Regions from separate parts of the Homo sapiens genome. Here all the other regions are linked to region 1. Evidence: read pairs that join two places in POLR2A ChIA-PET (ENCODE). Cell type or tissue: MCF 10A. All regions are shown on one strand. Region 1 overlaps FAT2 (FAT atypical cadherin 2). Region 2 has its middle 37 kb from the start of FAT2. Region 3 holds the start of LOC105378231 (a long non-coding RNA gene).

The links. Peaks named below come from ENCODE experiments on the same cell type or tissue, not always from the same donor. Only the 100,000 strongest peaks of a DNase experiment are listed, where the experiment ranks them.
Region 2: POLR2A ChIA-PET joins it to region 1 with 15 read pairs; 7 of 35 experiments call an interaction of 5 or more read pairs at or near these places.
Region 3: POLR2A ChIA-PET joins it to region 1 with 91 read pairs; 6 of 35 experiments call an interaction of 5 or more read pairs at or near these places.

Annotation. Positions count from the first base shown.
Region 1 is chr5:151,571,731-151,574,230 of GRCh38, forward strand. The region is part of intron 1 of FAT2 (FAT atypical cadherin 2); the gene reads right to left. Among named protein-coding and RNA genes, the nearest start is that of FAT2, 18 kb to the right of the region's middle. RefSeq lists an enhancer at 1-151. In MCF 10A, no CTCF peak of the experiment used is centred here; a DNase peak (open chromatin) is centred at 1,131.
Region 2 is chr5:151,627,065-151,629,564 of GRCh38, forward strand. No RefSeq gene overlaps it. Among named protein-coding and RNA genes, the nearest start is that of FAT2, 37 kb to the left of the region's middle. In MCF 10A, no CTCF peak of the experiment used is centred here; DNase peaks (open chromatin) are centred at 827 and 1,217.
Region 3 is chr5:151,636,512-151,639,011 of GRCh38, forward strand. It overlaps LOC105378231 (a long non-coding RNA gene), which reads left to right and starts at 1,429. Exons shown (of 2, transcript XR_944417.3): 1 at 1,429-1,565. In MCF 10A, no CTCF peak of the experiment used is centred here; a DNase peak (open chromatin) is centred at 1,430.

The DNA.
Region 1 (2,500 bases):
GCATGTTAGGCTCCTTGTACTACCTTCCTAGTTCACAACACCCAGGGACCACTATTTTAAAACATCTTGTGTAAACGTACATCAATTCATATGACTTCCCTGCTTAACACTTTCCAGTGGCTTCCCATAGCACTTAGATTAAAATAGAAACTCCTTGCCCTGGCCTAGAAGGCTCTGCACCTCCTGGGCCCATGCTACTTCTCCAGTTCACAAGCTGCAGCCACACAAAACCCAGACCTGCCTCGGGGCCTTTGCACTTACTGCTTCCCTTAAGATTCTCACATGAATAATTCCTTCTTGTCATTCAGTTTTCAGCTTAAATGTCACCTCCTGAGCTCCTGTTTGGAGTAGACTTCCTGTCAATTCCCCTCTTTATCACTTTGCCCTATTTTCTTCATGACATATATCACTACCCAATATTTTCTTGTTTATTTGTTTAATGACTGTCTTCTTGGACTCCATGAAGAGAGGAGCTCTGTGTATCTTATTCACAGATGAATTCCCTAGTGCCTAGAACAGTGCCTGGTATAGAACCAGGCTCAATCAATACTAGTTGAGAAATGGAAGAATCTAGACTTAGGAAACACAATGACAGAATGAACGCTGAAAGAGCCTTTCATGATCATTCCTTCCTTTTGGAAGCTGGAAAATAAAGTCCCAAAGAAAGAAAGAGACTTGCCCAAAGTCACAGGGTGAGAATTAGAGCCAGGTTCTTTCCTCCTGACTGTGCTTCTGGAAAGAGCTGTGGTCACTTATGAATCTGACTGTTTGATTTCAAATCACAGCTCTACCACTTGCTACCTGTTCAACCTTAGAAAGTTACTCAATATTCCTGAACCTCAGCTTTTTCATCTGTGAGAGAGGGCTCTTAAGAGTACTGCATTCATATTCATAGGGTTTTATGGAGACTACATAAGATCGTGCACGTTAATGTACTCAGCACAGTGCCTGGTATGTAGACAAAACTCAAGACATATTCGTTATTAGATTTTAATGCCAAGGCAGAATCAAAGCCTGGGCTGGGTTGAGGGTGGGGTCCGCTGAAGCCTCTGGAGAAGGTCCAGCCTGTGCCCCAACACAGCAGGAAGCCACTGGTCTCTGGTCGAGTCTAAGCTTGCTGGCCTAGCCACAGACTGTTCCGGGAAGCTGCGAGCAGGCACTTGTCTGGGGTGGGGCCTCATGCTCCTTGGCTCCTCAGGCCCAGAAAGAGACCTGCATCTGAGTGAATGTGCACATTTACAAGAGGGCACACATGCATACTCAGTAGTCAATTTTTTGAATAATTGTGTGGGTACATTAGTTCTGTGTCTACCTGGCCATGAATGGACCCTTTTAGGATATATGTATGAACCAACTCTGCCTCCATGTAACTCCCAGCCCCATTTCAAAGATGTGGAAGGCAGGAGAAGGTGGCTAACAACACACAGGCTCTGGCTGTGTGACCTTGGGCAAATGGCTTGCCTTCTCTGATCCTTAGTTTCCCTACTTCTGCAGGTCGTTTCAAGAATGAAAGTTAGTTAATGCACATAAGTGCCGAGCACAATACGTGATATAGTTTTCAACAAATATTACCTAGTAATACAACTGTTTAGTACCTGGCTTATACTATTAACTGTTGAGTTTGTGGATAATAAAAACTTTCAGGCCAGGCGCAGTGGCTCATGCCTGTGATCTCAGGACTTTGGGAGGCCAAGCGGGGCAGATCACAAGGTCGGGAGATGAAGACCATCCTGGCCAACATGGTGAAACTCCGTCTCTACTAAAAATACAAAAATTAGCTGGGCGCAGTGGCATGTGCCTATAATCCTAGCTACTCGGGAGGCTGAGGCAGGAGAATCGCTTGAACCAGGGAGTTGGAGGTTGCAGTGAGCCGAGATCGCGCCACTGCACTCCAGCCTGGCAACAGAGCAGGACTCCATCTCAAAATAAAACAAAACAAAAAAGACTTTCAGACAAATTATTCCGTCATCCCTGATCTATGCTTGTGCAGGCTAATTTTCTGCAACTTAGTGCTGTAGGGCTTTATAGAGGCTGTGATTCAGTTCACCCTGTGTTTCAGCTCTCTACTCCAGCTTCTCAGGATCTTGATTCCGACATTCAGAAACCTGATAGTTGTAACATTCATGTCTTTGTCCAACTCATTGATAAAAGTTTGAACGTGGAGGGCTCCTCATCACTGGGGGAATCCAAGCAGAATCTGGGTGGCCACCTGAGGAGCATATTCTACTGTAGGAGGATATTTGTCCTTGGGGGAGATAAGAAGCATTCTGAAGTCCCTTCCAACTCATACGGGCATGGTTCTTTGGCCTGTGCATGCCTATGGTCTCTATCAGACCCTAAACGAGCCCCCCAATGGCAGCGAAGGGATTTCCTCTCTGTGGATCAGGGTTATACACCTGCCAATGCTTGTTTGAGAGTCAGTGTAATAAGCTGATCCCTGACCTGGGTTCTGGGAGGCTGAGACCTAAAGTCACTCATTCTCTGTCTGTTCTTGGTCAAG
Region 2 (2,500 bases), 55 kb after region 1:
CCATGTGACTCATCAAAGTCACTCAGCGGGTCCTGTGTGTAGCTGCTGTAGCTGAGAATGGCCCTCCCGCACCTCCCCACCCCACACTACCCTCTGCATCCAAACTCATCCGAGCACACTAGGGATGGAGGTCCTGGAGCATCGATTTTGTCCTGTTGTGGAACATACCTCATGTGCAGTCTCAGGGGCCAAACGAGGTCTACAGAACGCTGTAGCTTAAGACATCCAAGCTCTCTCCTCCCTCTGTCATGCCATCTAGAACACACTTCTAAATTGTAATTACATACTAACTTATGTGATTACTCACTGACTTCCCCTCCTTAGTCCTGGGACCCTCTCAGTCTTTTTGGTTTCAATGGCTGTCATGTCAGGGATGTGGCAGAAACTCTATCAATATTTAGATGTCTGTTTTAGGAAAGAAGGAAGAAATAAAACCATGTGTTTTCATTGATGAAAAGAAAGCAAGCAACAGACAGCTGAATGTTTTCTGTAGATAATTAGGTGTTTGAGATAGTGCAGAAAGGAGGAGAGTACGGTAAAATGTTAAAACAGAAAATCAACCAAGAGTTAAGGTGTTTGTCTACCAAGAGTGCTGGTTCTGCTTAGTTTTAGAAACAATAACAACAATGATAAGGACAAGAAGGGCTCACGGTTACTGACAGCTTACCGTGGGCCTGGCATGGCGCTAAGCATTCTGCATGTATCGTCTCACTGAACGCTCCTTATCTGCTGTGATGTTATTTCCATTTTACACAGTGCTTGAATGACTCCAGAAGTCCCACAGCCAGTGAGTAACACAGTGCATCATGGAGGTGGGTCATCCTTGGAAGGCCTGGGGCATGGAATACAAGCTGGAGAAGGTGGAAGGAGGCTGGGATGAGATGGTGGCAGGTTGAGGTGCCAGGCAGAAGAGTAGGCCTGAGTGCAGGTGCTAGAAGTTCAGCGTTTCTGGGGCTGGGCACAGGTGAGCAAGATAAAATGCTGCTGATTTCTTAATTGTGGCACCAGACACTGACTGGGGCACCAGGCACAGAGCTGGAGCACACCATATTTTATAAAAAGAAATACTAAGGCTCAGAGGGAGAAAAGGCCTTGCCCAAGGTCACCCAACAAGTTAGAGCCCAGCCCAGTCTTGCTCCCAGTCCAGGGATTTTGGCACTGCAACAAGTGCCCCTCTTCTGACTAACAGACTCACACGCTTCCCCCATGGCAGGCTCCCCTGGTCCCTGGCTCCCTGCAGAGAGGATGGCGTGGGAAGGGAGCAAAGCAGCAGGCTTCATTCCAGGATTCCCCTCCCAGGGCAGGAAGGAGAGGGCTGTGGGGCATGACCAGGCCTGCTGTGGCTGACTAGGGGTTCTCCACCAGCCCCCCAAACCCAGAACAAAGCAAGGTTAATGAGAGCAAATTACAAAGGCTCTGAAAATGGAAGGGACCCTTTGAAGGCTGCAAGGGTGAGAGCTGGGGTGGGACCAGCCTGCTGTCTCTGTCCTCTTGTGCAATGCGCTTCCCCCGGGAACAAGCTGGCACAGGACGGTGCTCACAGAAACATCCATCCCTGTGGTCATTGCTGGAACTCTGGTTGGGCTTCTACTCTGAATTTTTCTACATTCCAATTGCCAGAAAAATGAAGATTTCTGATTGCAGACAGCTCAGCAGAGTTCCCCAGCCATTCCAAGACTTGGGGCTTAAAGGAGATTTGCGGGGAGGAGCTCCACCACACCCAGAACCTCTGGAGAACAGATTAAGGCTCTGAGCATCGCTGTTGATCATCTCTGCATTGGTTCACTTTTCTCTTTGTGGTGAGGGGTGGATATAGTAATATGCACTGACATGTATGATTAAGTTCTTAGTCTGATACTAGCACAGTGCTAAGGGGCTATACACCTTAACTCTGACAATAAGCCTATGAGATGGGAATCATCAAATTACCCCTTTGGGTGGCTTAGAGCAGTGGTTATCAAAGTGCCTTCTTGGACTAGCAACATGAGCATCACTTGGAAATGTGTTAGAAATGCAAATTCCCAGGTGCTATTGCCTTAGAGAGCATAAGAATCTCCCCCAAGTTGCATAGCAGCAAGTGGCAGCCCAGGACTGCCCCAGGACCCACACTTCTGCCCACTAGTCACTGCTGCCTGTGTCTGTGGGCCCTGTCTCCCTTTCACAGGGGTGGGTGAGTGATCATGGGCTGAGAGAGGCTGAAAGGAATACAAAAGAACAGCACATTCACTACCATACTCTTTGTAATTAGAAAAGACTGGGGCCCGGCACAGTGGTTCATGCCTATAATCCCAGCACTTTGGGAGGCCAAGGCAGGAGGATCACTTGAGCCCAGGAGTTCAAGACCAACCTAAGCAACATAGCCAGACCCTATCTCAATAAAAATTAAAAAAGAAAAGATTGGAAACAGCCTAAACCAGCCCTAGGCTGGTTAAATAAACTATGGGGTGTTCATGTAATGCAACAACTTTTTACAGAAAAAGAGTAGGAAAGCTTTTTATAG
Region 3 (2,500 bases), 65 kb after region 1:
GAGGGGTGCAGGACACTGACTAGGTCAAGGAGCTTACATTCTATCTAGTTCCAGAGACAAAACCCACTCCCATGAAAAATCCACACACCCCCAGATATGTTTCAACTGTGAGGGATCCATGTCTGGGAAGGGGCAAGAAGGTACTTTCTGGAGTGCTAGAAATATGCTGTATCTGAGAGGTGGTTGCGTGGAGGCATATACATGCGAACATTTAACCAGCCGCGCTCGAAAAACGTCTTCCCTTCACTCTATATATATCTCAGTAAACAATTAAAGCTATACATGTGTGTAGTCAACAATCCCAAGGTGGAACATGGTGCAGTGGAGAAAGGCTGTGAGCTCCAGAGGAAGAGACAGGACAGCTTCTAGTTTTTTCCACCTGTCTGAAGTAGTTCCTGCCTGCCACTTGGTAGACACCAAATAAATACTGTTGAATAATCAAATAAATTAATTTGATGCTGTGACTATATTTCTTAACATGGAAACCTGTCAATGATATCTTTCCAAGTGCAATAAACAGGCTGTAGAAGAGCATGTGAGAATTATCTCATTTTTGTAAATATTTATGTTCATAGTTTTTGTGTATCTAGTCTGGAAGAACACACCAAAATCCTAATGAAAGTTATGTTGGGTGAAAAGATAAAGACAATATATTTTCATTCTTTTTTTCTTCTTTGTACTTAAATTTTTTTCTAGCAAGTTAAACTGGGTGAAAAAGCAAATATATATATCTATATAGATATATATAGATATATCTATATCTATATATATATCTATATAGATATATATAGATATATCTATATCTATATCTATATCTATATCTATATAGATATAGATATAGATATCTATCTCAGTAAATCACTCCAGGGCAACAAAGTAGGGTCCAGAGCACATCGGCGCCAATTTGTGAATCTCTAAAAGGGGGTTATAGTATGTAATGTGTCTCAAGCTTACCTGACCAGAGACCCTTTGGGGAACTGCTGCTCTAAAGAGAACTGCATAAAAGGAGTTGGGTCTCTGATAATTGCATGAAATCATCACAGCAAATCACAACTACTTACATCCAAACTTCTCTTATACACAAGAAAAGCAAACCTTCTGTGTAAGTTAAGGTGATTTGGCTCTTCTGCCATGCAGTTGAACTGAATTCTAGCTGGTACCAGAGCTTCGCACAGTGCCGCACATTTAGAAAGTGGTCAAGAAATGCTAACTGCTGTTGTTTGCAGCAATCTAACAGGATGCCAGGACCTGGAGAGGCTGTTTTCCCAAGCCTTTGTCTGAGATGGGATTCCTGAGGTGGTTACTGAGCCTGAGGTGGTTACTGAACCAATGCCTCCTCTGCTCTCTAAGCTCCGGTAGAACAAGTTAGGGACAGAGTCATGCTCTGGGGCTGGAAGCTTAAAACCTGGAAGATATCCCAGGCAGGGCATGTCAGAACCCAAATGCATATGGACTTGATAGAGCCTGGAGAGTGACTGAAATCACAGCTGCCCAACTTATATGCGGAAGTCTCCTACCGAGGGAAGAAAACCACAGATTCTCAGAGCCAGAAGGAAACTGCAAAGGTAATCACTCCAATCTCCAATTTAATGTCTGTTCTCTCCGTGGCTTCCCCTCTAAGTGGCCCTCCACCTGTACTGAGAACCTCCAGGGTTGGATGCTCACCACTCCCCCAGGCAGCCTGTTCTGTCTTCACATAGCTCTAGAGAAAGCTTTTTCTTTATGTTGAACTATGACTTCCACCCTTTGACCTTGGCTCTGCCTTCCAGGAGCACACAAAGCAAATCACACCCTCAAAAATCTTTTATGAGATTTTTCTCCTTAATCAAAATAATCATAATGATAGCTACCATTAATGAGGTCTTTACTGTGTTCTAGACACCATGCTAGACACTTTACATGCCTGATCTCATTTAATTTTCACAACGGTCCCATGACATAGTGTTTTCAATTGGCCCCATTTTACAGATGAGGAGTCTGAGTCTTAGGTGAGACGAAGAACCTTACCCAAGATTGCTCAGCTAGTAAGTGGCAGAACTGAAATACAGAAGCCAGATTTTTCATGTTCTAAACTACTGATGAGCCAGGCATGATGGTGCGCACCTGTAGTCCCAGCTACTCAGAATGCTAAGGAGAGAGGATCCCTTGACCCCAGGAGTTCAAGACTATAGTGAGCTTTGACTACCTGTGAAAAGCCACTGCGTTCCAGCCTGGGCAACAGAGTAAGACTCTGTCTCTAAAAATAAAAATATAATTCCTGAGCTTCACCACTGCACTCTGCTACCTCCTGTGCACACCCACCCACACATGCACACACACGCACACCCCATCAAGTCTTCTCCAGCAGTATGCACACTGACAACTCTGCAATGTCGCAATAGAAATTCTCACATGGTTCTGAAGGACCTAGAACTTTTAAGCGATTCTGCCAACTTCTCCTCTGGTTTGCACACCTCTCTCCTGCCATCAGCACCTCCTAATGCAGCCCTTGGTTTGAGCT